Linked DNA regions of Homo sapiens: regions 1, 2, 3, 5 and 6 are each linked to region 4. The links are chromatin loops, found by intact Hi-C in ENCODE. Cell type or tissue: endothelial cell of umbilical vein. All regions are shown on one strand. Region 1 overlaps GBX2-AS1 (GBX2 and ASB18 antisense RNA 1). Region 2 overlaps DRC11 (dynein regulatory complex subunit 11). Region 3 has its middle 45 kb from the start of ASB18. Region 4 overlaps COPS8-DT (COPS8 divergent transcript). Region 5 overlaps AGAP1 (ArfGAP with GTPase domain, ankyrin repeat and PH domain 1). Region 6 overlaps DRC11 (dynein regulatory complex subunit 11).

Region 1 (4,000 bases), 890 kb after region 4:
CACATAAAAATGTGATTATGGGTTCTAAACAGAACGCAGTAGGCTCCTAGTTAACACAATGAGATTTCTAGGAAGTGATGCATAAATTCTTCAAAAATGACACATTTCTCACGTTCCATTCCAATTAAATTACTGAGGCAGCTAACAGCCATGAGCACAAAGTACGGGATAAAATGAGGGTTTGCTTCTTGTAACTGTGTCTCTGTGAAAGTATATTTTTATGAGAAGCAGTTAATATTAAGCTATTATTTTTCAGCTGTGCTGGAAGGGATGTCTTGAGCCTTTCTTGTCGCGCTCTCCCCAGAAGAGCCTCCCCCTTTGTTTCTTGGGTTTGCTGATAGGAAGAGCGCGTTGCTCCACCGGCTACCGCCTTCACCTGGGGCTTTGGAGTGAAAGGGACCAGCCCAGGAAGGGGTCCCCAGCACCAGTCCCCAAGGGTGGGTGTAATCGCTGCCCAGAGGCCCTCAGCCAGGAGATTCAAAGGTGGGAGGCGCCCCCTCCGCTCCGCTCCCCCTACCCGCAGCGCCCGGCCGGGACGGGAGGTGCGGGGCTGGCCCCCACTCGCGATCCGCGAACACGCGGGGCCTGTCCTCCACGCCCAGCTCAGGCTTCAGGGACACGAGCGCCCCGCGGCTGCGCGGCGTGGGAGGGGGTTCCGACAGCCTGCGGAGCCCAGCCCCACCCTCCCCAGACCCGCTGGCAGCAAGAGGGGTTCAGGGCTGTTGCCCCGGGAAGGAGGCCCGAAGAGCTTGCAGCCGCCGGGAGGGGTGGGGCGGGAGGGGGCGTCGGAAGACAAAAGGATGTGAGGCTTTAAATTCAAAAAGATGTTTTGAAAGCCAAGCGCTGGGGTTTGAAAGGCGCTGGGAGGACGGCGGCAGAGCGATCCCAATCAGAAATGCGATTTGAAGTCCTAATGAACTTGATTGCGTGAACATTTATAATCCCCCATGGCCCTAAATGAAATCAGATATAATCAGAAGATACAGGGAAGGGAGTGTTTACAGCCGACGCCGGGCGGCCGCGGGACGGGGAGATGCGGCCCCGGTATTGATGTCGAAAATGATGGATAACGCGGGAATGGCAAATATACTATTTGTCTAATGGCTCGGCAATTAAATTCCCCTGTAAATGACCCATGCCTCATTTCATCCTAATCTATGGAATTTTGATTGAATTCGTCAGCTCTAATTGAAAAATACTGCACTTTAATGTCTGCATTGCAGTTTCAGGACGAGAGTGGTTTTAATGAGACAGTGCCCCCATGACCCGGGAATATTTGAGACTTTTATTCGGAATTTAAAGCCAGGAGATTGCTCGACTGAGCCCTGAGATTTCCTCTCCTGTATCCACGTCCATCCATCTCCAGACGCGATTTAATAAACGCACTTAAGGATAAATGCGCCCCCGACCCTCGCGCCAACGTGTTACCCCACGGGCGCCCCTCCTCGGAATAAGGGACGGCGGAGGCCGGGGAGGCGGGGGAGTTGGGGGGCTCAGAAGGTCCTGGTCCCTCCCCGGCCCAAGTTTCCCTGCCCTCCCTGCCACCCTGGTCCCCAGGCACTGTCGCGGACCCCAGACTCCGCCTTCCCTAGGCCAAACCTAGGCGACCTCCCTGGACTAGGAGGCCTGGCTGCCTGCCACCCGCGCACCGGAAGAAGGGACTCGCGCACTCGGAGAAGGGGCCGGGCCCCGACGCGCTTTATATGCAAATGGCGAGGCGAAGCCATCCCTGAGAAATTAGCTACTTGCTGAAGCATATTTACTAGATTGAAATGAGTTAAAGAGAAACATTTTAAGTCGTGCAAACGAGATAATTGGGCCGCATTAAAGCTGGGGATGTTTGCTCCTTTCAAAAAAAAAAAAAAAAAAAAAAAACCGCCGGAGGAGGAGGAGAGCAGTAAAAGCACGCGTAGAAATGAAGCCCCAGCTGGTCAGAGACCGGAAATCCGGTAGTGCACGGGACGGGTTCCCTCGGGGATCTCGGAGGGGAGACCCCCACCCGGGAGGACTGGAGGCAGCGCCTCTCCCGCCCCGGCGCGCGCAGCCTATTTCCCTCTTTCCAAGGGGCCAATCCCCACCGCGGCCCGCAGGGGGCGCGCTCAAGGCAAGGTCCCGCGGCGAGAACGGTGCCCAGTGGGAGCGAAGGGCGAGGCCAGCCCTTGGTCCTTGGCCGGCAGTTCGGGTCCCGCCTCCAAATTCGCCCCCCTCCCCCCCGCCATCTCCAGCGGTGTTCAAAACTCTGATGGCATGGGGGGGTTGAGGGGGTGGCCCTGGGGAGACGGAGTGTGGGGGCAAGCAAGAGGTCTAGGTGCACGCGTTGCCTATCCCTGGCCCACGAGAATGTAGCTAAGGTTTTGCACACATATTTAAAGTAAAATAATCAAAAATGACAGAAAAGGCTTCTCCCTGGGAAGGCCGTGCCTGGCGCCCTGGCGATGCCAGACTTGGTGCTGAGAGCAGACGACAGAGGGAGGACTCTCCAGGGCCAGACACGGCCTCCGCACCTCCGTCTCGGTTCGTGCAATGGGGATGGCGCTGCGCCCACCCAGTAGAGGCGCTCGCGAGCTCTCCCTTCCCAGGAGAGGCGTCGTATGTTGTGAAATGTCACACTGCATCCTGTTCCATTGGGTGGCCTCTGGTCTGTTTTTAGATGTTCCAGAGGCCGGGCGCGGTGCCTCACGCCTGTAATCCCAGCACTTTGGGAGGCCGAGACAGGTGGATCACTTGAGGTCAGGAGTTCGAGACCAGCCTGGCCAACATGGCGAAACCCTGTCTCTACTAAAAATACAAAAATGAACCGGGCGTGGTGGCACGTGCCTGTAATTCCAGCTACTTGGGAGGCTGAGGCAGGAGAATCGCTTGGACCTAGGAGACAGAGGTTGCAGTGGGCCGAGATTGCGCCACTGCATTCCAGCCTGGGTGTCAGAGTGAGACTCTGTCTCAAAAATTAATTAATCAATTAATAATAAATAAATAAATAATGCCCCAGAATCTGGAGCCCAGAGGCTGCCCTCCCACGGCTACTCTCACTCCGAGAGCACAGGCTTTCGCCCCTGGCTGGCCCGCGCTCCCCAAGCGCCCTGCAGCGTGCTCGCTCCTGCAGCTGCCCTCCTGAGCATCCTCTCTGGGCCAGGCGCCCGGCCCACGTGTGCTACACGATCGAGTTCAGTGCCCAGTGCCCATATCAACTCGTGCTATATTAATTATCCCCTTTTTGAGACACAGTCAGGCCGCTGGTGGAGGAGAGCGGGGATTCCTGCCCACTAGGCAAATAGAACCGCAGATGGGGAGTGGCCTCAGCTGCAGCCCAGGACCCTCAGGCCCAGACGTCCGACGGCTTCCTATCTATCCCCTTCCGGGACCTGCTCAGGGTGAGGCAGAGCCGGGAGAACCTTACATGGATTCTATAAGGAAGCCGAGGCAGATTTTCTAAGATCACCTCCAAAATCTGACGGTATTTCTTACACCTTCAGCAATCACGGAGGTCTGATATTTTTTCCCCATCGTTTATGACAAAGGCTTCTCTGGTGGCCTGGATGTTTAAAATGAAAAGAAACTGGAGATCTTTTTCCTGTCCAACTATAGGACATACCTCTCAGCCCTTCTGACCCCTGGGGATGGACAGTCCTGTCCTACCCTGGATCAGAGCCCAGCCAGCCTCCACTGCGGATGCCATTACTTACGCAGTGCATAGGGGGCGCTCCGGGTGCTTGAGCGCCCTGCACACCCACGAGGCTCTTCAGGTTAATACTTCAAAAATTGTGAAGGCTTAAATAAAACTGTTTCCTGCCATTCCCTCATTAACTATAAAATCTATAGTACTTATTTGAGTTATGTTTACAGATAGGAAATAACCTTGTTAGACAGCTAAAAATATAATGTAAAACTACATTATAAAGTTCACTTCATTTTAAAGTATAAATTTCCAAATAACTTAGAATATGGGGAATTAAATGAACGTGAAGCTTTTTTGGTTAGAATAAAGTTAAACTTTAAAAAG
Region 2 (4,000 bases), 720 kb after region 4:
TAATACATATGTTAGTCTCATTTTACAAGGTGAATATCAGTAAGGATAACCCAAGGCCTACATCTGGCCCCTAAAACAGGGCTAATCAAAAAGGAGGGGGAGAGGAAAGAGAGGAGTAAGGACATGGGGAGAGGGACACAGGATTTAGCGGCTCCAGTGCAGCCTCGGGTATGGACACGGTGGGAGGCCAGTGCCCTGAGTCTTGAGTGGGTCGTCCATGAAGAGGCCAGGCTCACCTTCCACTGCGTGCGGACGCAGCTGCAGGCTGAGGAGCGACATGCACATAGGCTGCAGAACCTTTTCTTTTTTACATAGACTATTTTTCAGAGCAGTTTTCGGTTCCTGGCAAAAGGGAGGAGAAAGTGCAGAGAGCGCCCACATAGCCTGCTCCCACATAGGCAGGGCCTCCCCACTCTCCCCGCCCCACAGTGGGCCACACTGACCATGTGCTACAGTGAGGAACACAGACAGACACCTCACTAGCGCCCAGAGTCCATCAAAACCCACTGTGGGTGGGGATGCCGGCGTCTGTACGGCCAACGAGGCCTCTGCCATTGTTTCCCCTGCCTGGAACATCGGTGTCAGTCCTGGGAGGCCACGTCAAACCAGACACCCGGGAGGGGCCCAGGGTGGGGAGGGAGCCTAGACCCCGACACATAGGAAACTTCTCGGAATTCAGACACATGCACCTGCAAAGAAAGAAGGAGAAAAAAGAACACAAAAGAAAGGCCCCTAGACCAGGGTGGGCCATGTAGCCGGGTCCAGCTGTGTCAGAGGCTGCCGTGGGAAGGGGACTCCCAGGAGGAAGGCAACAAGAGAGCCAGGCTTCTCCAGGACCCGGGATACATGTCCCACTCCACCTGTCCAGTGACGACAGGGAGCACCCCACACAGGGAGGGCATCAGGCTGTGGAGGCCCCGGGCACTGTGTGTCAGTCAGGTGTGGAAACACACTCTGCAGGCTGTCAATCACCAAAAACACAGAGTGGCATCCGCAGGTGTTGTGTATCAGGCAGTGGGGACAAGGCGGGACCAGGGTTTGATGCCACGAGCATTCAAAATGTTTAGGCAACCCAGAAACACTCGGGGTGGGGGCGATGGAGGTACCTTGGGAAGTTGAGAATGGCTTTGCACACAGGCTTCTCCAAGCTGGCTAGAGTCCATTCCACCTGGCGAGAATTCATTGGCCATAGTGTGGTGGGCAGTGGGCTGGGGAGGAGACGGGGCTTCAAGAGTTAAGTTCAGGTGGTTTGTAAGCCTGACGCCCCCCACCATCCAACACCTTCCCATTGAACACAGTCTGGATAAGCACTAATTGCATCAACATGTTCCTGTTACTAGCACCAACCTGCCCCCCACACACACACATGCACACTAATACACTCACACACATGCACACACATGCACACATGTACACACTAACATAAACTCATACACACACACGCACACATGTGCACACTAACATACCTCATACTAACATACGCACATGCACACACATACATTGACACACACACACATTGACCACAGACATACACGCATGTCCCCTCCTAGTTACTGTGCCCAGTCTTTCCTGTGAGCCCCTGCATCCCAGCTCCTCTCTAGTTCTTTGCTTTGCCTCAGTTTACCAGCCCAGCCAGGCTTCTCATTCTAGTATACCTCTGCCCTTCTTTTGATGATCATCTATGGTTTATATCCAGCTAATTGCAGTGAGGACTTGAAGTAACCTCCGCAAGTACATAAAAGGTATTACAAGGAAATAGAAACTTAAAATGTAATTTTTAAATAGTGGAAATGCAGGCCAAAATGTCATATGAAGTATTTAAACAGAATCCAAGTGACCACAGTATGGGAAAGTGAGCCCCCTCCCCCTGCAAATAAGCCTTACGCCCCTGCACCCTCCCTAACCCCTAACCCCGCAGCACCTCACTCAGCGACACCCATTCAGACACAGGCAGCTGCACCCTCCACAGGCAGGGACCGTGTCTCCCAACTCCCAGACACCCCTGCTTCCCACCACAGAGCTCTCAGATGCTCCGTAAATATGTGTGGGATGAATGAATGAATGAATGAGTTTCAGCCGAGACACATCAGCTGAAAAAAATAGTAGCTGTTTTTTTTCCTGCAGTTCTCCTTGGCAAGCAAAATAGGATCCTTTCAGAGAGAACCTCCAAAACGTCCAGGGGTCATCTGGGCAGAGCATCTTCATAACCCATGCATGCCGAAACACAAACAGGTTTTAATTGAGCCATTATCCCCTGAGAATCTAATTCTGATGGTGAATGTTTGACAGTGTTTCTTTGGAAAATACAAAAGATCAAGCCCATAAAATGCATGTGGATAGAGACGTCTTTAGTTGTTTGCTAGAACTTCCTAGAATTTGAAAAGGCACACGGTGGAAATTTGTCTTTATTTCATAATTGACACACAACAAAAACCCTCTAGTGATATTTGATAGTAGCGAAGAGCCCTCTACTGGCAGGTGACGTGAACTACCCGACAGAACTCTGGAAAGTTCAATTACGAATTAATTAATGTAATTGTCCGTGACCTCAAACTATCTGTGGGTAATTTAAATGAAGCCTTTTCATAGCTAAATGAAAATTAGAAAAGCAAAGGATACCATTTTTCATTAGCAAATTGGCAGAGAGTTTTTTACTATTAATACTTGTCGAGGAGAAGAGTGTAGAGAGCCAGAGCCCTCATTTATTCCTGGGGAGAGTGTAAACAGATGGAACCCCTGGGGGGGCAGTGTGACAGTACGCATAAAAACGACACGCACAGAATGTCCAGGCCCCTCCACCTGGAAGCCTCTCCTGGCAGTCATTCTAAGGAAATTCTCAGCCAGGTGCCCTAAATAAGTACTATTTGGGGTAGTAAAAGATGGAAACCATCTATACATTCAAAACCAGGGGATTAATTAGAACCGTAATGCTGGTGCTTCCTGTTAAAATGATAACGGAGAAATAACTTTCATATGACATGAACAAGGCAGCCCGTAAAGCAGTATGTGTTGAACAAGATCCCATTTTCGTAAAGGATCTGTAAGGACAGGAAGTGTTCAACGGTTGATTCTAGGTGGAGGGAGAAGAGGTGTTGTTTATGCCATTCAGTATATTCTGAGATTTTTACTAAAGAACACTGCTTTTCCACAAACTCTAAGGGCAGATTTTATTCCCAGCAGATGCGCCTGCCAACATTTCTTGTCTGGCCTGCACACTTCCTGCAGCAGCAGCCACCCTATCCCCCAGTGTCTGTGGTGCAAGGAAGATGAGCCCTTCTCCTCCCAGCCCATCCTCCTGCCTTCTGTCCCTAGCCCACGCTATCCCCAGACATTTCCTGGGCACTGACTACCCCATGCGCCACGTCCTCCCCAGGCTTACTGTCTGCCCGTCTTTGTGAAGGAGCTCTCCCTGTCACCTGGCTCTGTTCCCTCCACTCCCCGCCAAGGCCACCAGTGACCTCCTCATTACCAAACTCTCTGGCCAGCACAGGCCACCGCTGGCCGCCCCCCTCCTGCTCATTGGCCCCCTGGCTTCGAGGCTAGCTATCGCTCCAGACCCATCCCTTCTATCCACGGCTGCTGCCCCTTGGCAGCCCGGACCTCCTCCTCTATCATCGTCTTCCCTGTGTGGCCCCGGGCTCTCTGTCACCCTCTCCCGGCCTCATCTACTGTCCCCCTTTACTCGAGAATTCCTTCCATCCATTCTTGAGGCGTCCACTGCCATTGCTGTGGCCTCGGAGGCCCTTTCTGCCCTTGCCTCTCTCCTCTTCTCTGGCCCCAGCAGCCCTCCCTGCCTGCCCTGCTGCCCAGGGGCTCATGGCAGCTGGCACTGACCCCCTCATTACCATCCACTGGGCATCTAGCATCGAGACCCCTCCTGCAACCCACAACCCACTGTCATTGAGGCTGGCCAGTCCTGCCCTCCCCATCCTGCCCTGCCTATCCCCCGCTGCGGGCTCTCATCTTCTCCCCACAGCAGCCCCGCAGCACCTCCCTGCCT
Region 3 (4,000 bases), 760 kb after region 4:
TAGTATCCCGATAACTGCTTCACTGGGACCACCCTCTGCTACCACAGTAACCAGCAGACCTCCAGGATCCTAAGAAAACAGGAATACTGGATGCAGAGCAAGGTCAGTTCTGGCCACGTCTGGAGAAATGTGACCAGAATGAGATAGGGAAGGTGAAGGACAAGGCTCACTCTTGATAAGACACAGGAGCAAGGCCCCACTTTGAGCCTCTTCCCTGGGATCGGGAGAAACTGGTAGACACAAGACTGCCAGCAGATTCCTGAGCTCACAGGGAGCTTGAGCTCTGCCTGCTGCCTCCAACCCTGTGGAGTGAGCACCACCACCTGCTACCTCCAACACAACCCACCCAGGTGTGGCGCTTGCCCTGCTGGCCAGGCTCGAGTGTATATGGGGCTCAGAAGGGTGGGGAGATCTCATTGAGAGGCAGTGAGGCCTTGGCGGAAGCTGATACCAGCTAGAAACCGATGCCTCCCCACGGCACACACCTGGGGGCTGTGCAGAGACCTGCACTTGGCCAAGGGACCCCCAAGGCTCCCTGAGCACAGTGTGTCGTCCCCAGAGGTGAGATTGGTTGGCGCTTGACTCAAACAGCCAGAGCAGGCATGATAGCTCCCTCTTGAAAGATAGATTTTACTCCAAGTGGAAACTAATTGATTCTCCCTCAGCAACTTTCCCAATTGGCTAGAATTCTACAACTGACAGATCGGTGAATGGGGAGGTTACTTTTATATAAAACAGTGAGCCACAGACTTCAAAGCATTCTCTAAGGGAAGCTTAATTACATCCTCCCCAACAAGACATCCAAAATACCCTCGCCTAGCTTTTGTGTGTGTATTTATATGAGGCACAATGCCCACGTCCTGTGACATTAGTATTTCTCTTCACATCACTGGAAATCTGAGTACTTTGGAACTGGTTGGAGCAAATTATAATGCACCCAGCCAGGGCCTTTTGTTACGCAGCCCTTCGACAGTGGTGCCTGTCTGGCCCTCTGAAAGCCCAGGGACCACTGGAGTTCATTTGAGAACACTCAACCCCAAGTTGGTCGTGCAAATTATTTCTGCTCTATGCAGAGAGTCTTTATTTTCCTCATGACATCAAGTGACTTTGAATCTTGCATGATACATACTCACACATACACAGGGGAAAGGATTATGGCACTACCAGGATTAAATAATGCTGATAATAATGAGTTGATGAAACTGGAACCATCAAGGCTCCCTGTATGTCCCTGGGGCACAGTAGTGCCGTGTCCAGTTGGGGAGGAACTTCTGGACTGCCAGGGCTGAGTTTCTTCTGCAGATGTTTCTGTGCCATCCTCCAAATGCTTAGCATCTGGATTTGGGATACCTTGGGCCTTGGTGAAGCCAGCTCCTGCCTTTTCTCCTGGGCCCAGGAAAGGGAGGAGTGTAGATCTTTCCCAGGTCAACCAAGGCAAAGGTGGCAACCAGACAGCAAAGGATCCCCACTGCTGCTTCATGGGCCTGTCCTCCTAGGCTTAGCAGTGACCTTGCTGGTGGCCAGGCTGCCCTACACCCTTTTCTTTGTGAGGAAGGTGGACCCAGCCTCTCCCACACCCATCACTGATCAAACTGCGGGCAGGCACGGGTGCACAGGCAGCACCAGAGAGCTTGCCACCCCAGGAGGGATTGGCACCAGCTCTTCTCACCAAGATTGCTCCTCCGGTGGCCAAGGGTGCCCAAGCAGAGATGCCAGTCACTCAGCTCAAGGCCTCCCTCCTTGGTGAGGCTGGAAACATCCCTCCGTCCTCCAGGAGCACGGTGAGAGCTGGATGAGGAGGTGGACCGTCGGGCACCTGCCCGGGGTCCAGTTGAAAGGGACACCAACACAACACTGGGGTCACAGTGCCCTCAAGTGGAGACTTGCAAGCACTGCTCTCCATCAATTCCAGGTTAAGAACATGCTCTAGGATGACCCATGCGTGTCAGAAATCTCTTATTCTAAATATAAAGATGGAGACGTGTCATTTTGTGGATGAGTATATTTATTTGCTAACAGGAAATAAGCTATTCGCCATTTCCAGTAAGTAAATGTTGGACAAATATTTAAAGAATGTCCGTTTTGAGCCTGCCTGGGGGGCCTCCACACCTCCTCCTGCCCCTGCCTTCCCACCCACTCTGCAAATGCTCACAGGCAATGACCACCTGTGAGTAAACAGGATGTCTCTGTGAGTAAACGGGATGTCTCTTCCTTGGGACCCTGGAACCTCTCGGGATGGGCTAGACTTGGTAGAAAGGGAAGGAAGGGTAATTAGGACTGAAAGAAACACTCATTTAATGAACATTTTCACTGGGCCGATTTTGTGCAAGGCTCCAGTAGCTATCGACCTTGTGATGCACGGTGTGGTTCTGAAGTGTGGACTGACAGGGCCAGGGCACAGCACAACCTCGGGGAGTGCCTGGAGCAGGGAGCCGCCGCGAGGGAGTTCTCGGCCACTGTGCGGCTGCTTATGTCCTATAGGAAACGCACAGCGCAGGTAACACGTGTATTCTGATGCCTCTCTTGTGGGTCTCACCTGGTCATCAGCCATTAACCTTTTCTCTTGGCTTCTCATCACCTGCCAGGTGCTGCCCGGAAAGGAAGAGAAAGACTTTGGCTTAAAGGTGGACCCCAGAGCTCCCAACAGCTGGAGGCTCCCACTCACAGCTCCCCTGCAGCAGAAGCACGTGTTCCTTTTTTCTTGTTGTTGTTTCATTGCTTTAAGTTTTATTTTAACTGTTGGATAATAATTGTGCATATTTATGGGGCACAGTGTGGTGGTCCAATACCTGCCCTCCTGTGTTCACTGCAGCACTATTCACAATAGTCAAGATATGGTATCAACCCTAGCGTCCATCTATGGAGGGATGGATTAAAAGAATGTGGTATATACACAGATGGAATACTATTCCACCATAAAACTCAATGAATTCCTTTTCAACAACATGGATGAGCCTAGAGGATACCATGTTAAGTGGAATTAGCCAAGCACAGAAGGACAAATGCTGCACATTCCTTCTGGATGGAAGGCAGAGCCCCCACACTGGCCACAGAGGGCTCACTATCACACAGCAGCGCTAGCGTGAGCTGCCACAGCTGCCCATCTGGGCCACTCACAACTGTACCACGAGTATCCCCACACAGAGATCTCTGTGCATTGCTGCATCTGTGTCTACTGGGTATGTTCCCGAAAGTGGCACAGCTGCATGGAGGCTCACACACACAGAAGGTGATGTGAAGAATAAAAATCACAGACCAGGGGACACGGCCTCCTGCCAGCCCTCCAAGGGGGGTCTCCTGGATGATGGACACCCCCAGCAGAGGATGCCTGTCAATCATTCCTGCCATCAGAGGAACTGCCCAAAGGCAGGTGTGTTCCACACTGAGAGAAGCAAGGCCTGGTTGGAGACATTTTCTGAATTGTCAGTGTCTGCAAATGCCTTCAGAGGAACCCAGACACTGACTGGTTCCACCCTCTCCCAGGTCACTTTTCAGTTGGCAAAGCAAGCACAGCACGATGTCTGTATCATTGCAAGCGCATGAGGACGCCTGCGTCACTGCAAGCACACGAGGACGCCTGCGTCACTGCAAGCACACGAGGACGCCTGCGTCACTGCAAGCACACGAGGACGCTTGTGTCACTGCAAGCACACGAGGACGCTTGTGTCACTGCAAGCACACCACGATGCTTGTGCCCCCGCAAGCATATGAGGACACCTGTGTCACTGTGCATTTAAAAGGCCCCAGGACCTCCCAGCCACACCCAGACACAAAAGGGAAGAAGAAAGCAGCAGGGAAGCTATTGTCAGGGAAAAGCTGAAATGAATTCCAAATACATTGAGAGTAGAGAAAATGCTTCCATCAGATTTTAATTCCACACCCTCAACACCGGTGGGATGAACATTTCTGAAAGGCAGCTCCATAGAATGTTGCTGCAAGAGTCTGGCATCCTCACACCCCCTGCCTTAGATGATCCTAGAGGACACCCCCGCCATCACCC
Region 4 (4,000 bases):
CACACACTTTTAAACACCCAGATCTCAGGAGAACTCACTCACTATCGCGAGAACACCACCAAGGCAATGGTGCTAAACCATTCATGAGAAATCCACCCCTGTGATCCAACCACCTCCCACCAGGCCCCACTTCCAACACTGGGGATTACAATCAGACATGAGATTTGGCGGGACAGATCCAAAGCATATCAGCTGGGCAGATGCTTTCAGCTCCCATGGCAATTCTGACAAAGAGGACAAAAGCATGTCCAGATGCTGCTCTCCCCTCATAACTTGCTCTCCTGGATCTCAGTTCAGGGGCCGGGCCAGGAGAGCCAGGGACAGGACAGCCATGTTGACCTCCAAGGAGTCCCCTTCTCTCTTTATAGTTGCCCTCCCCAGTATCATCTGTCTGCCTGAGACATCTGTTTTCTGTCCTGCAATACTTCCTACTTGTTTATGCTGATTACTTCTATCTTCCACATTCTTCCATGCCCACAGAATCACTCAGAACCCTATCCATTCCCACTGGGTTCAGGCTCTAGTACTCTTATCTCGTTCTCTCGGATTTTCTCCTGTTGTGTTAGGTCATTTCCTCCACGCCCAGCCTTTTTGCATAGTTTTCTTGTGTGCAGGCAGCTCTCTTCTAGTCAATCACAGCTGACTTTCCCGTGGAGCCTGGGCATGGCTTCAGAGTCCTCCCAACAAATAACTTCAGCCTGCTTCTACCAAAAGATCAGAGTGGGCGTGCAAGAAGAAACTTGTCGGCATTTCTGTGCTAAAATGAAGGCTGCTACCAAATTATTTGCCCCAGATTTCTTGTGGTTGCCACGTCCCGTGTGCTTGATCAGGGGCCCTAATCCTGAGCATTGCCCGTCCCTCCCCTCTCCTGCCTTCTGCTTACTCAGAGCTCTCCAACTCCAAGTACACTTTGCACCCAAGCCCGTCTGTATCACAGTGACCCCCCAAGCCTAATCCAGTTCTTATACTAGCGACACACATTGATTTCAAAGCTTGGAGCATCTCAGCGTAGCCTTATGTCAGAGTCACCAAAGTCACCTTAGGTTATTGGGAGCCTCCCGCCAGTGGACTTTTCCCACAGTGCCTAGCCCAGCCACCTTGAAAACAGTATGTGATCAGTAAGCTTTCTCAAAGGGATGACTTATACTTTCTTAGAAAAACTAGGCTTTGGAGTTGCTTAATGGAAAGTCAATATTCAGTGAGAAAAGAAACATAACAATGTTGGGAATCAAAAAGAATTAATCATGTATTTTGAGGGAACCAAGCAGAGACGGTCATGTTTTTCCTAGGCAGTTAATAGCGATGCGTTTGAGAGCCCAGGCTTGAGAATCCTGGCACTGACCGCGTGACCTTGAGCAAGGCCATAGCCCCTCTCCGAGTCTATGCCTGCACCTGTAAAACTATGGTTAACAGACAGGCTGCATGGTAAGGCTGTCTTAAGCATTGCGTTAGATTATTCTTGGCTCAGGACGTGGGCAAATAAATGGTGATTTTTGTTAATTATAGGAATGCTAGGTTGGGATGTCCCACGACCTTATTCACACAGGGTTTTAAGACATGTCTTTTTTACCTTTGATAGTGGAAATCAAGCATTATACTTAACTTGAGGGAATGCAGTCTTGGGAAATAATTTCCAATGTTCTTCCCTCCCAAGTAGAGGTGAGAGGGTAAAGCCAGACATGGATGTCTGGAGATCTTCAGTGCAATCTCAGTCTTTCCCACCAGGGGGCGCTGTGGCACCATGCAGGATCCTTAATTTCCCACTGGCTGAGGGAAAGCGGACAGGCCTTGGGTTGGGCCTAACTTTTCCTCCTCTCTTTATTTTTTCTTTCCCCAAAAATTACTTTTTAAGTGGCAGTCCCTTTAAGTGTGCTTTCGGGGAGTCCCTTTCCAGGTGCTGTATGTTTGTCTAAGTCTTGACAGGCTTCCTCGCGCTGCATCCCCTTCTTGGCTCCATCCTGAATCAGGTTGTCCAATCCGAGTGGACCTCGTCCTTGTCCGTGAGGCTGGGAGAAAGGTCGTGATCAGCCCGAAGCATCCGTGGAAAAACTGGATGAAGTTCCCGGGAGAGTAGGAGGGGAAGGTATCAGGAAGGCTTTCCTCTGGGCACCGCTAGGTCTTTGCGCTAGGAAGGGCGTTCTGCAGGGAGCACAGTCCGGTCCCTACAGAAACGCCAGGCGCTTCTACTGCAGGTTCCCGGGGAAATAGACTTTTTGTTCATCATAACTTTACACAGCGTTCATGGCCTTCTCAAAGGGGTGTGTGAGCCCCAGGGGTACTGAGTCCCTGGCCTCTATAGAAAACTTCCATGGCCATAGGAGGGGCCGACAGGAACCAGCTTGAGGCTGTTGCATGTCCTGGGAGGTACCTGTCTGATAAGAGTTGAGGATGCTTTTTAAACTGGATTCGGCTGGATTTGAATGACCATTTATTAAGCTACCTCATTTGATTCATCTGCAATACTCATGACACCAAATGAAGAACCGAGGTTCAGAGAAGTCAGATAACTAACCCAAGGTCACACAAGTCTCAGGGATTTAAACTCAGGGCTCTCTGACTCCAAAGCCCATGTTCTCAGCAGCACTGCACAGATTGAGGAGGCCCCACAGCACCAATGAGTGTTCACCCCAGTTATGTCCAAACTCCTGGGGATCAGTGCCAGAGACAGCCTGGAAATGGCTTTATACCCAGTCACAGCAGAATATCTGAGGCCACACTGTGAATCCATGTTCTTCCTGATAACCCTTTCAATTTCAAATGGACTCCACACTGGGATCCACTCTGCCTACTTCCCCATTCCAAGTTCTACTCATTCCCACCCAGGTCTGTTCTTCTCTTTCCAGGAGCCATTTTCTTATTAAGCACCTACTGAGTGCCAGACACTTCACTAAGTGCTGGGATACAGCGGCAAATACACTCAGCCCTCACACTAGAGTGAACCATATTGCCTTGAGGAATTCCTTTAGTTCTCTTGGGGTTTTCTAGAATTTACTAGTCTATTTCTTTATCAATTAAGATTACATATCAATCCCAAAACTTAGCAGATTAATACAACAGACATGGGTTATCTCATGCTTTTTGTGGCTCAGGAATCCTTGTGTAGCTTAGTTGTGTTCTCTCTATCAGGGTCACTCATGAGGCTGTGATTAAGGTGTTGTCTGGGGCTGTGGTCTCATCTCAAGGCTCAACTGGGGAAGGATCCCATTCCAAGATCACTTATATGGTTGTTGGTAGGATTCATTGTACCCTTCCCCAGCAGGATTTCTGCGATATTCTGGGGGAAGGGTACACAAAATGTTGCTGATGAAAAAGAGTCAAACTGTGTAAAATATTTGAAGCGATTCATTCTGAGCCAAATGTGAGGAATCATGACCTGTGACACAGCCCCAGGAGGTCCTGAGAACATGGGCCCAAAGTGGTTGGGTTTTATACATTTTAGAAAAACATAAGATATCGATCAATACAGGTAAGATATGCATTTGTTTGGTCTGGAAAGGTGGGACAACTCAAAGCACGGTGGGGGTGTGCTTATAGGTCATAGATAGATGAAAAGATTTTCTGATTGGCAATTGGTTATTATATTATCTAAAGACCTGGAATCAATAGAAAGCAGTATCCAGGTTAAGATAAGGAGCTGTGGAGATCAAGGTTCTTATTGTGGAGAATAGATGGTATATGTCTCTTATTAGGCCTTAAAAGGTGCAAACTCTTAGTTAATTCTCTCCTGGATCAGAAAAAGATCTGAAAAGGGGAGATGATTCTGTATAGAGTGTAGGTTTTCCCCACATGAGACAGCTTTCCAGGGCTATTAAAAATATGTCAAAGGAATATATTTTGGGGTAAAATGCTTTGATTTCTTTCAGTGCCTGCTATCTGTCATGTGATGGTACATTAGAGTCAGGTTATCTTATTGCTACAAAGAGTCTGTTTTGTCCATCTTTTTTTTTTTTTTTTTTTTTTTTGAGATGGAGTCTGGATCTGTCGCCCAGGCTGGAGTGCA
Region 5 (4,000 bases), 1.3 Mb after region 4:
CACAGAAAAGGCATCATAGAGCATTTATTATAAATCTTACAAAACATCTAAGGCCCCTTTGCACTTTAATCATGTGATAACAGTTACAATAAGATTGTATTAAAAATTTAAACTGCCCTACTTAAGCAATTTACCTTCAAACGTCCATTTCCAGGGAATGAATCCAAGGGATATGAATGTCGAACCCCTGGACAGATTTATTGCACCAAAGAATATTTCTCCCAATATAGCTCTGATGAGTGAAGTCTAATGACTTTAGTTTTATTACTTTTTAAGCACTTAATGGGAAAATTTAGACATTTTCACAAGACTGAGCTTCAACAAGAATGGTACATTTAAAAAATGACAGGTAGGGAAAGGTCTGTAAGATTACTTTAGACATACCCAGATTAAATATAATCAGTGGAAATTTTAAGGCAATGACTAATATCACAGGTTTGCCTCTGTCATTATTAGTTTGGGTTTCTTTTTTTAAAATGTCTTAAATAATTGTCCAGAGAATATTTAGCAAAGAGTGGCTGCAGAGAATTTTATTCTTATACATGTAAAATTTTAAAGCCATTTAAAAACCCCACAGTATTTAATTTTTTTTCCCACACTTATAAACCACCTACCTTGAAGAGGCTACACAGCAGATACCATCATTATCTCAGTATAATTACCCCAGCCTCGGCCAGGATCAACTGTTTCTACCACCAACCAGACTGTCAGCGGGAGAACTATCTTCAAAATGTTCAGAAGCAAATCTAAAAGTTTTCCTTTACTTGAAGTAATTTTTCCCCCAACTTAAACCCACAGCTGTGATCCCTCAGATTTCAATTAATGCCTAGGCAGTAATCCTATCAATCACCAAGGACTATAAATTTCTTATCTTTCTCATTAGCTACACCGTTGCACAGCTTAAATATAAACATACCTTGCCACAGCACTGTAAATTACTTGGCCGAGCAACTCTACCCACCGTCAGAAGGGGCAGGAATGATTTCAGCAAATCTGTGGTGTGCTTGCTGCACTAAAGCTGATTTACACTTCTCCAAAAAAATAAAAAACCACCAAGAATCACACTGACAGAAGATCTCTTTGAGTTTGCTTACTTGGCTTAAAACTGGTAATGACCTGTCTTTATTAGTATTACTAAGTTTTATGGGCAGAATCCAATTTTCTGTGGAAATACATATATATATATTTTGCTGCATCTGCCAATGATATCTTTTGCAGTTACCTGTAGCTATTAATTTTCTTAAACCTAAATTCCTCAACTTATTTTTTAAAGCTGTAAAAAAAGAAAAAAAGCAACAAACTATCTTCTTCTTGAAATAAAATTAGGCACCACTGTATCAAGAAATGGTGAAAACAGGAGGTAGGGGTGGAGGTGGGAGGGGCAGCCCCCCCCAGGAATGTCACCTCCTATTTCAAACACTCTTTTAGGCTAACGTGGTGATACCATCACTCCAGGTCTTGCATGAACCGCTTCATCAAATTTTCTCTAAGGAGATTGTGCAGTCCAATTCTTTAATGGAATAGAGGCTATTTATGCCATTTGCTGTTAAGTACAAACTTTGCAGCGTACATTCCAAGCACGAGTGGTGAGGATTTTGCTGCTGCTGCCCTTTACAAAGCAGCTACCAGGGGTCCCGGCTTTAGGCTGCACAGTTCTGACAGCGGTCCAGGCTTCAGCCATGAGCTTCCAGTTTCCTATCACATTCACTTTATGCCTAATTTAATTCATTGTATCTTTCAAATTAAAATGGATGTAGCACATTAACTGGTTTTCACCTTCAGTCTGCAAAGCCTGTAGGTTACTGATGATCTCACCTGAAGGAAACCAGGGGCAGGGATGTCTGAGCCTCAGCCCCAAGGGCACCTCTAGCCAGGGCGGTACTGCCATCTAGTGGCCTCCGCTTTTCCAAGGAGCAGCTTGGGCTCTGGACTCGCAGAGCTGAAGGGCAGAACCCGGAGAGCCAGCGGGTTCTGAGTGCTGAGCTGAGCTCTGACAAATTCTCACATAGCCAAATATGGCATTCGAAGAGCCTGGAGGGGTAAGTGGTGACCAGACAGACTAAGGTCCTACGGGATGAAATGTAACCAATATTCATCCCCAATTATTTTTAGATTACAAACAACCCAAGAGTGGCCGAGGCCCCTCAAAAAAAGTCAAACCCAACACAGTCTTAAAAGCAGAGCTAAATCGTTAGGTTGGAGACTGTGTGAATTGTATCTTGGCGAGGCTGTATTTTAAAAATAACACAAGTCACCTGAATCCACTGATGTGTCTACAAGGATTTTTCTCCCTCGAGTCTTCTAGCTGCTCCTCATCAAGTTACTGAGGCTTCCTTGCAGATGAGTCTGTGTTCTTGGTAAATGTTCATAGGTTGCCTAACAGGGGTGGGGAGCGCCGAAGCTGACTGCCTGGGTTCCCAGCTCAGTGAGGCAATTTATGACCTGCATGATCTTTACCAAGTTACCTGGCCCTTTTGTGGCTCAGTTTCCTTATCTGTAAAACATACACACAGGATATGCTTCTTGGGGTTGGTGAGGGAAGTCAGTTGATCCATGTGAGGCACAGAGAGGGTGCCAGCCTCCTGCAGTGAGGACTGCCACGGGGCTGGAGAGGCCACAGAGATGCAGGTGACAAAGATGTGGTGCCCGGGCTGGCATCCCTAATATGAGGGTCTAGATGTGGTTGTTCCTGATCCCATGGGGTTTACAGTCTAGACCAAGAACACAGCCATCAGAGGCCACCGTCATCTCCAGGCCATGCTGAGTCCTACCTTGTGTGGGGCCCTGCTCCAAGCACTGGCAGGACCTCTATCATCACCAGTTTCCCAGATGAGGACCCTGGCACTGCGTCTCCAGTCAGGGGAGCCACATGGTAGCCGGGAATTCCGACCTCAGAACTGAACTAGGGAGGAGAGGGGGAAGAAACACTCCCTGGGAAGCCAGAAGCTGGAGCTCTATGCTCACAGATAAGGAGCGAGTGAGTGAGGGGCCTGGGGCAGGAGGAAGAGCACGGAGCAGGAAGCATGAGGACAGGGACTCTTAAGAACCTCGAAGAACCTTCTGGCTCTCAGGACCCACAGCACAGTGGTGGTCTGAGAAAGACACTAAAGAGATGCTGTCTGATTAGACGTGAAATAAAATTCCCTGCTGGCTGCACTGGTCAAAGAACTGGGGGAAATGGGTGGATACCCAAAGTGGAAAGTGCAGAAGGAAACCCAGGCGGGGCGATGGTGGCTGGGGCCAGGGCTCTGATGGCAAGGGTCGTACAAGGTACATGAACCAATACAACCTGGTGCTCAAGCAGCCACAGGGAGGAAGGGAGGGGAGTCAGAGTGGCCCAGGGGTCTAACCTGAGCCAGGGACAGAGGGGCCACCCAGCTGGGGCCCAGGTGTGATGTCAAGGACACAGCTGATATTTAAGTCTCAAGCTCAGAGAAAGGGTCTCAGTGGCCAGAAATGTGAGTGCCTCGGTGAAACACACAGATATGAGATCGCCCAGGTCTGAGGCAGAGGGTGAGGGCAGCGGGCTCAGGGCAGAGCCAGGAGGGGCCAAGGAAGTCCCCTCCTTCCAACCACTACAAACATTTCAAAGGTACAGAAAATGTAACATACAACAGATAAACCCCATAAACCCACTAATATCCAATAAATACAAGTCCTTTGCCATATTTGTTCTATCTCTGTATGTGTCAACTGAGTCAATTACATCACAGCCATCATTCGTTAACGTCTCAAACACTTGAGCGTGCACCTTTATCAGGACATCTGCCTACCTAGTCCTTATGCCAATGGCGGTGCTCTAGGAAGGTGCTGGGCAGGAGGCTTGAACGTGCTCAGGTGACAGCTGAAGGCACTTAGGACCAGCGTCGGATTCTGAGAAGGCGATTGGAGGGGTGCAGGTGAGACAGCTGTGACTCGTCCTCTATGGCAACAGGACATGGCGAGTACAGCCAGCGTAATTTGCTGGTGAAACAACGGTTTCTGCTCCCAGAGGCAGACG
Region 6 (4,000 bases), 730 kb after region 4:
CCTGACTTGCCACTTCGTACATAATGACAGGGAGGCAGACACAGTAGAGTGTCCCTAGCGATTTTTCCATCACTCACTGAATGACTGTCTTGGTTTAAAATCATGCCTGCTGCCTTAATGATGTTTTAAGAAATATAAAAATAGGAGTACATAACGCTGTATTCACCATGGCTTTTATCTGTCACAATTTCGCACAAAGCACAAATTGTTGCAAAAATACCTGAACTTCGCTATCACAGGGGTGCTTTGAAGAGATTGTTAGGTGTACAGCAATTATTCATGGGCCCAGGGTAAGTCCCATCCCAGCTCTGTCGCGAGGCCCTGCTTGTCCAGAGGGGCTCGGAGCCACCTTTCAGGGGGAGCCTAGGCCACAAAGGCACAGCCAAACAGAGATGAACAAATAGCCTCGTGGGGGCCCGAGTGCTGAAACGGTTTTTCTCATGGTAAGCAAACTTGAATAAACCCGGGAACGGCCAGAGGCGGTAATTAAAACTCGTGGCCCAGTTCTCCATTCATTTTCAGCAGAAAACTGTGGGTTTCTTTCAAGCCAAACTGAGAGGATGTTGAGGTCCTAGAGCAGAATGTTTGTCCTCAAGCTTGTCCTGCCTGTCAGAACAGGACTGACAGAGGAGCGGTTGGGGGGGGTGGGGACTTGTCCTGCTGTGAAGGAAGGGACGTGGTGGGGCAGGTTGTAGCTGCAGAACACATTTCTGTGCCTGTGCAGCAGAGCTGATGAGCCGCACGGGGAGAGCAGGTGCACACCTGAGAGGGAAGCGCGTTTACAGCCAGGGCTCTGCACACCCCAGAGGGAAGCGCATTTACAACCAGGGCTCTGCACACCCCAGAGGGAAGCACGTTTACAACCAGGGCTCTGCACACCCCAGAGGGAAGCACGTTCACAGCCAGGGCTCTGCACACCCCAGAGGGAAGCACATTTACAACCAGGGCTCTGCACACCCCAGAGGGAAGCGCATTTACAACCAGGGCTCTGCACACCCCAGAGGGAAGCACATTTACAACCAGGGCTCTGCACACCCCAGAGAGAAGCACGTTTACAACCAGGGCTCTGCACACCCCAGAGGGAAGCACGTTTATAACCAGGGCTCTGCACACCTGAGAGGGAAGCGCATTTACAACCAGGGCTCTGCACACCCCAGAGGGAAGCACGTTCACAGCCAGGGCTCTGCACACCCCAGAGGGAAGCACAGTTACAACCAGGGCTCTGCACACCCCAGAAGGAAGCGCATTTACAACCAGGGCTCTGCACACCTGAGAGGGAAGTGCATTTACAACCAGGGCCCTGCCTTTTCCTCTGCAGGTGGCTCGACAGCTCCAGCCCTCCGTGGTGTGGATTGAAGACACAGAAAAAACCTTCTACAAAAAAGTTCCCAACGCAGAAAAGATGGTGAGGACTTTCTCATGCCTTACTTTTGCCTTTTCTTTCCTCCAAAGGAGGCCCTTACCAAGGCCTACCTCTACTTTTTGAGAAGGTCTTGCCTTTTCAAGCGAGGAAGGAAACACTGGGGCTCTCTGTAGTGGTCTCTGTCTGCCCTAACTGTATTTGAAAGGGTTCTGTGGTCTGACTTTATGAGACATAGTTTAGAAGGAAAGAAAGTGTGGAAGAAAGGGGAGAGGGATTTTCCACCCAAACATACGATTCAGAGGTAAGAAACAATTTAGAGAACTCTGCTCAGTTAAAGCAAATGGCACACATAGGAGTTATTATTAGGATTTCCTATTGTTCATCATAATAAATAGCAAAAGGCCCACAATTGATGAACAAAGACCCTCAGCAGAACTGCTAAGTGCACCACATTCGGGCCTCCAGGGAGTCCTTTTTCAATTGCTTCCTTCCTTCTTTTCTCTCCTTTCAATGGTCCCCCTCCTCCACCACTTCCCCCCACAAATCACCAGCAAATTTCCCACAAGTTAAAAAAAATGTGCAGATACACGAGATTGTTATTCCACATCAATTTGCACCAAAGCAAATAGTGGTTAACTGTGAATTTCTGATTAAATTCATAAGGATTTTAATCACTTTTGATCCTTATGTATTATACATCACTTTTCGCAGGTAGAGATGATTTGGATAAAGAGTGGAAGCTCAATCTTTTCTTCCCCAAATGAGCCTTGATTGCCCTGTCATTTCAGAAAGTCTTCAGAGAACTCATTTATTATTTAATCTGGGACTCTTGTAGTTCACTCCCTCTGCTGGCGAAGTTGCTGCATTGCAGAAAAACTTGAAAAGGTCCACAAGTAGGTATGCAAAATGGATGGCAGGAATGACCGGGTTCTCCACCAGGTCCCACGTCTAAGAGAAATGCAGGGCAGTGTTTCGTCTCACGTGTCACACACCTGGAGTTATCAGAAACCTGGCTCATTCATGGGCAGGGGCTACTCCCTCTCCCACCAGACATAAGCCTGGGGAGTGGAAGACACTGGCCTGGAACTCAGGCCAGCAGTGAACAGCATTCACACAGCTGGCTGTGTGTCCTTAAACAAGTAACTTAACCTCTCTGAGCCTCCGCTTCCTTTACTATTAAATGAAAGCATTTCAGCCCGCACGGCCTCTGAGTTCATGCAGCCCCCTGCATTCTCCCACAGTGCCCTGGGCTTGCCATCAGTGCTTGCGGCTGCCTGCTCACTGCACATCTGAGTCTGGGAGAGCAAGGGGAACGGGAATGTTCCTCCTGAGAGAGCCAGAGGAGCACTGGGGAAGGAGCGCTGAGAGGGGGCCTCTGAGAGAAAGCTGGAGGCAGGGAATGAAATATACCCTGTAGACACCCTCGCATAAAGGGAGTGGATGTGAGGGGAAGGAGGCGCGCTGAGGAGGGAGCTGAAAGCCGTGAAGAAGCAGCCGAGCCTGCGGAACCCTGCCTTGAATCAGCCCTTGTGCTCCTGACACAGAGCGAACCTCTCAGCACCATCCCCGATTCCCGCAAACCCTGCCCATGCCTAGCTTTGTCCCTGTAGGAAATGAAGGCCACTGGAGGCATGGTCTTTGCTGTGGATGAACTGGACGTTTTCTCTGTTCACTTCCCATTAGAGGAGTCCGTCGTGTGTTGGGGAGGTCAACTGCACTGAGGACCAGGAGTCACACCCTGGGATAAGTCCTAGGGGACTGCAAGCCAAAGGGCACCCTGGCTTCCTGAGCATCTGCAAGGCCGGCGAGGGGACCTGAGCCACCCCAGACTCAGAGCTGCAAGAGGCATGAATGCCATCCTCCACCTCCCACCCCCAGTATTTCCACCCCCAGCTCCAATGCTGCAGCAGGAGAGGAGCGGGGGAGGAAACCATTGCGTGTGCATGCCCAGCTCTACACGGAACTCCAGCTCCACTCGGCCTGCACCGTGCAGTGATGGCATTGCGGGGCCTGCCCCTCAGGGAGCAGGGCTGCAGAGTTCCTGCTGCCTTCCTGCGTCTCCAGAGCCATGACTGGGCCAGTCCTGCTGTCCTTCCCAGCCTCTGAGACTCTGTGTCTCACCCAAGATCCTCTGCCACCAGGGCCCCAGGTGGCCATGAGCATTGGACGTCCACATTCTGAAGGTGACCAAAAGCCAAGGGCAGCAGAGGCATCCACAGGTGAGAGGAGCCCAGGAGGCATCGTAACCTGCTCCTCATTGCATCACTCAGCCACCTAGGGAGCCTAGTCCTTCCTCCCACCTGCCCCGGCCTCTGTCCCAAAGGCTGCCCTGATCCCAAGGGCACAGAGGCACAGAGAAGAACATCCAGGAGGCTGGCACTCCACCAGCTACGGGTGCCATACAGGCAGCAGGGCCGACCTTGCCCTGGGGTTGAGGGACTCCGGGAAATCCCCTTGAAAATCCAGTGACTGAATGCACCCTCCGGCCCCTCTGCCTTTGGGTGAGGCCCCTCCCGCAATAAGAGGCAGGAAGCTCACCCGGGGATTGGGGCATGGCGAAGATCAGTGACGCCACCCGAGCATGGAAGCCAAACTTCCCGGGCGCAGGGACACTGTTGCGGACAGGAAAAGGAGGAC

What was found. Peaks named below come from ENCODE experiments on the same cell type or tissue, not always from the same donor. Only the 100,000 strongest peaks of a DNase experiment are listed, where the experiment ranks them.
Region 1: it touches region 4 in a loop (8-fold over the local background); 7 of 110 quality-filtered maps call a loop at or near these places.
Region 2: it touches region 4 in a loop (8-fold over the local background); 104 of 110 quality-filtered maps call a loop at or near these places.
Region 3: a loop joins it to region 4, with 17 times the contacts of the local background. A loop is called at or near these places in 2 of 110 quality-filtered maps.
Region 5: it touches region 4 in a loop (15-fold over the local background); 43 of 110 quality-filtered maps call a loop at or near these places.
Region 6: a loop joins it to region 4, with 9 times the contacts of the local background. A loop is called at or near these places in 104 of 110 quality-filtered maps.

Annotation. Positions count from the first base shown.
Region 1 is chr2:236,176,312-236,180,311 of GRCh38, reverse strand. The region is part of intron 1 of GBX2-AS1 (GBX2 and ASB18 antisense RNA 1); the gene reads right to left. Among named protein-coding and RNA genes, the nearest start is that of GBX2, 9.9 kb to the right of the region's middle. RefSeq lists enhancers at 1-472, 473-990 and silencers at 1,932-2,226, 2,432-2,726. In endothelial cell of umbilical vein, CTCF peaks have their summits at 2,067 (motif pointing right), 2,567 and 3,676; DNase peaks (open chromatin) are centred at 61, 1,041, 2,061 and 2,441; H3K4me3 peaks cover 2,269 bases; H3K27ac peaks cover 2,523 bases.
Region 2 is chr2:236,351,709-236,355,708 of GRCh38, reverse strand. The region is part of intron 15 of DRC11 (dynein regulatory complex subunit 11); the gene reads left to right. LOC105373945 (a long non-coding RNA gene) reads right to left here. Exons shown (of 5, transcript XR_007088138.1): 3 at 444-1,208; 4 at 237-342. Among named protein-coding and RNA genes, the nearest start is that of IQCA1-AS1, 37 kb to the left of the region's middle. RefSeq lists enhancers at 3,028-3,527, 3,528-4,000. In endothelial cell of umbilical vein, a CTCF peak has its summit at 2,485 (motif pointing left); a DNase peak (open chromatin) is centred at 2,408.
Region 3 is chr2:236,307,614-236,311,613 of GRCh38, reverse strand. It overlaps a transcript of DRC11 not described here. Among named protein-coding and RNA genes, the nearest start is that of ASB18, 45 kb to the right of the region's middle. In endothelial cell of umbilical vein, a CTCF peak has its summit at 1,873 (motif pointing left); no DNase peak of the experiment used is centred here.
Region 4 is chr2:237,070,254-237,074,253 of GRCh38, reverse strand. All of the region lies in intron 1 of COPS8-DT (COPS8 divergent transcript), which reads left to right. Among named protein-coding and RNA genes, the nearest start is that of COPS8-DT, 14 kb to the left of the region's middle. In endothelial cell of umbilical vein, a CTCF peak has its summit at 1,722 (motif pointing right); DNase peaks (open chromatin) are centred at 573 and 1,723; H3K27ac peaks cover 1,279 bases.
Region 5 is chr2:235,777,495-235,781,494 of GRCh38, reverse strand. All of the region lies in intron 6 of AGAP1 (ArfGAP with GTPase domain, ankyrin repeat and PH domain 1), which reads right to left. All of the region lies in intron 2 of LOC105373942 (a long non-coding RNA gene), which reads left to right. Among named protein-coding and RNA genes, the nearest start is that of TNRC17, 260 kb to the right of the region's middle. In endothelial cell of umbilical vein, a CTCF peak has its summit at 1,897 (motif pointing left); a DNase peak (open chromatin) is centred at 1,874.
Region 6 is chr2:236,341,962-236,345,961 of GRCh38, reverse strand. DRC11 (dynein regulatory complex subunit 11) reads left to right here. Exons shown (of 19, transcript NM_024726.5): 16 at 1,319-1,405. The region is part of intron 1 of LOC105373945 (a long non-coding RNA gene); the gene reads right to left. Among named protein-coding and RNA genes, the nearest start is that of IQCA1-AS1, 47 kb to the left of the region's middle. RefSeq lists enhancers at 2,598-3,512, 3,513-4,000. In endothelial cell of umbilical vein, a CTCF peak has its summit at 2,219 (motif pointing left); a DNase peak (open chromatin) is centred at 2,181.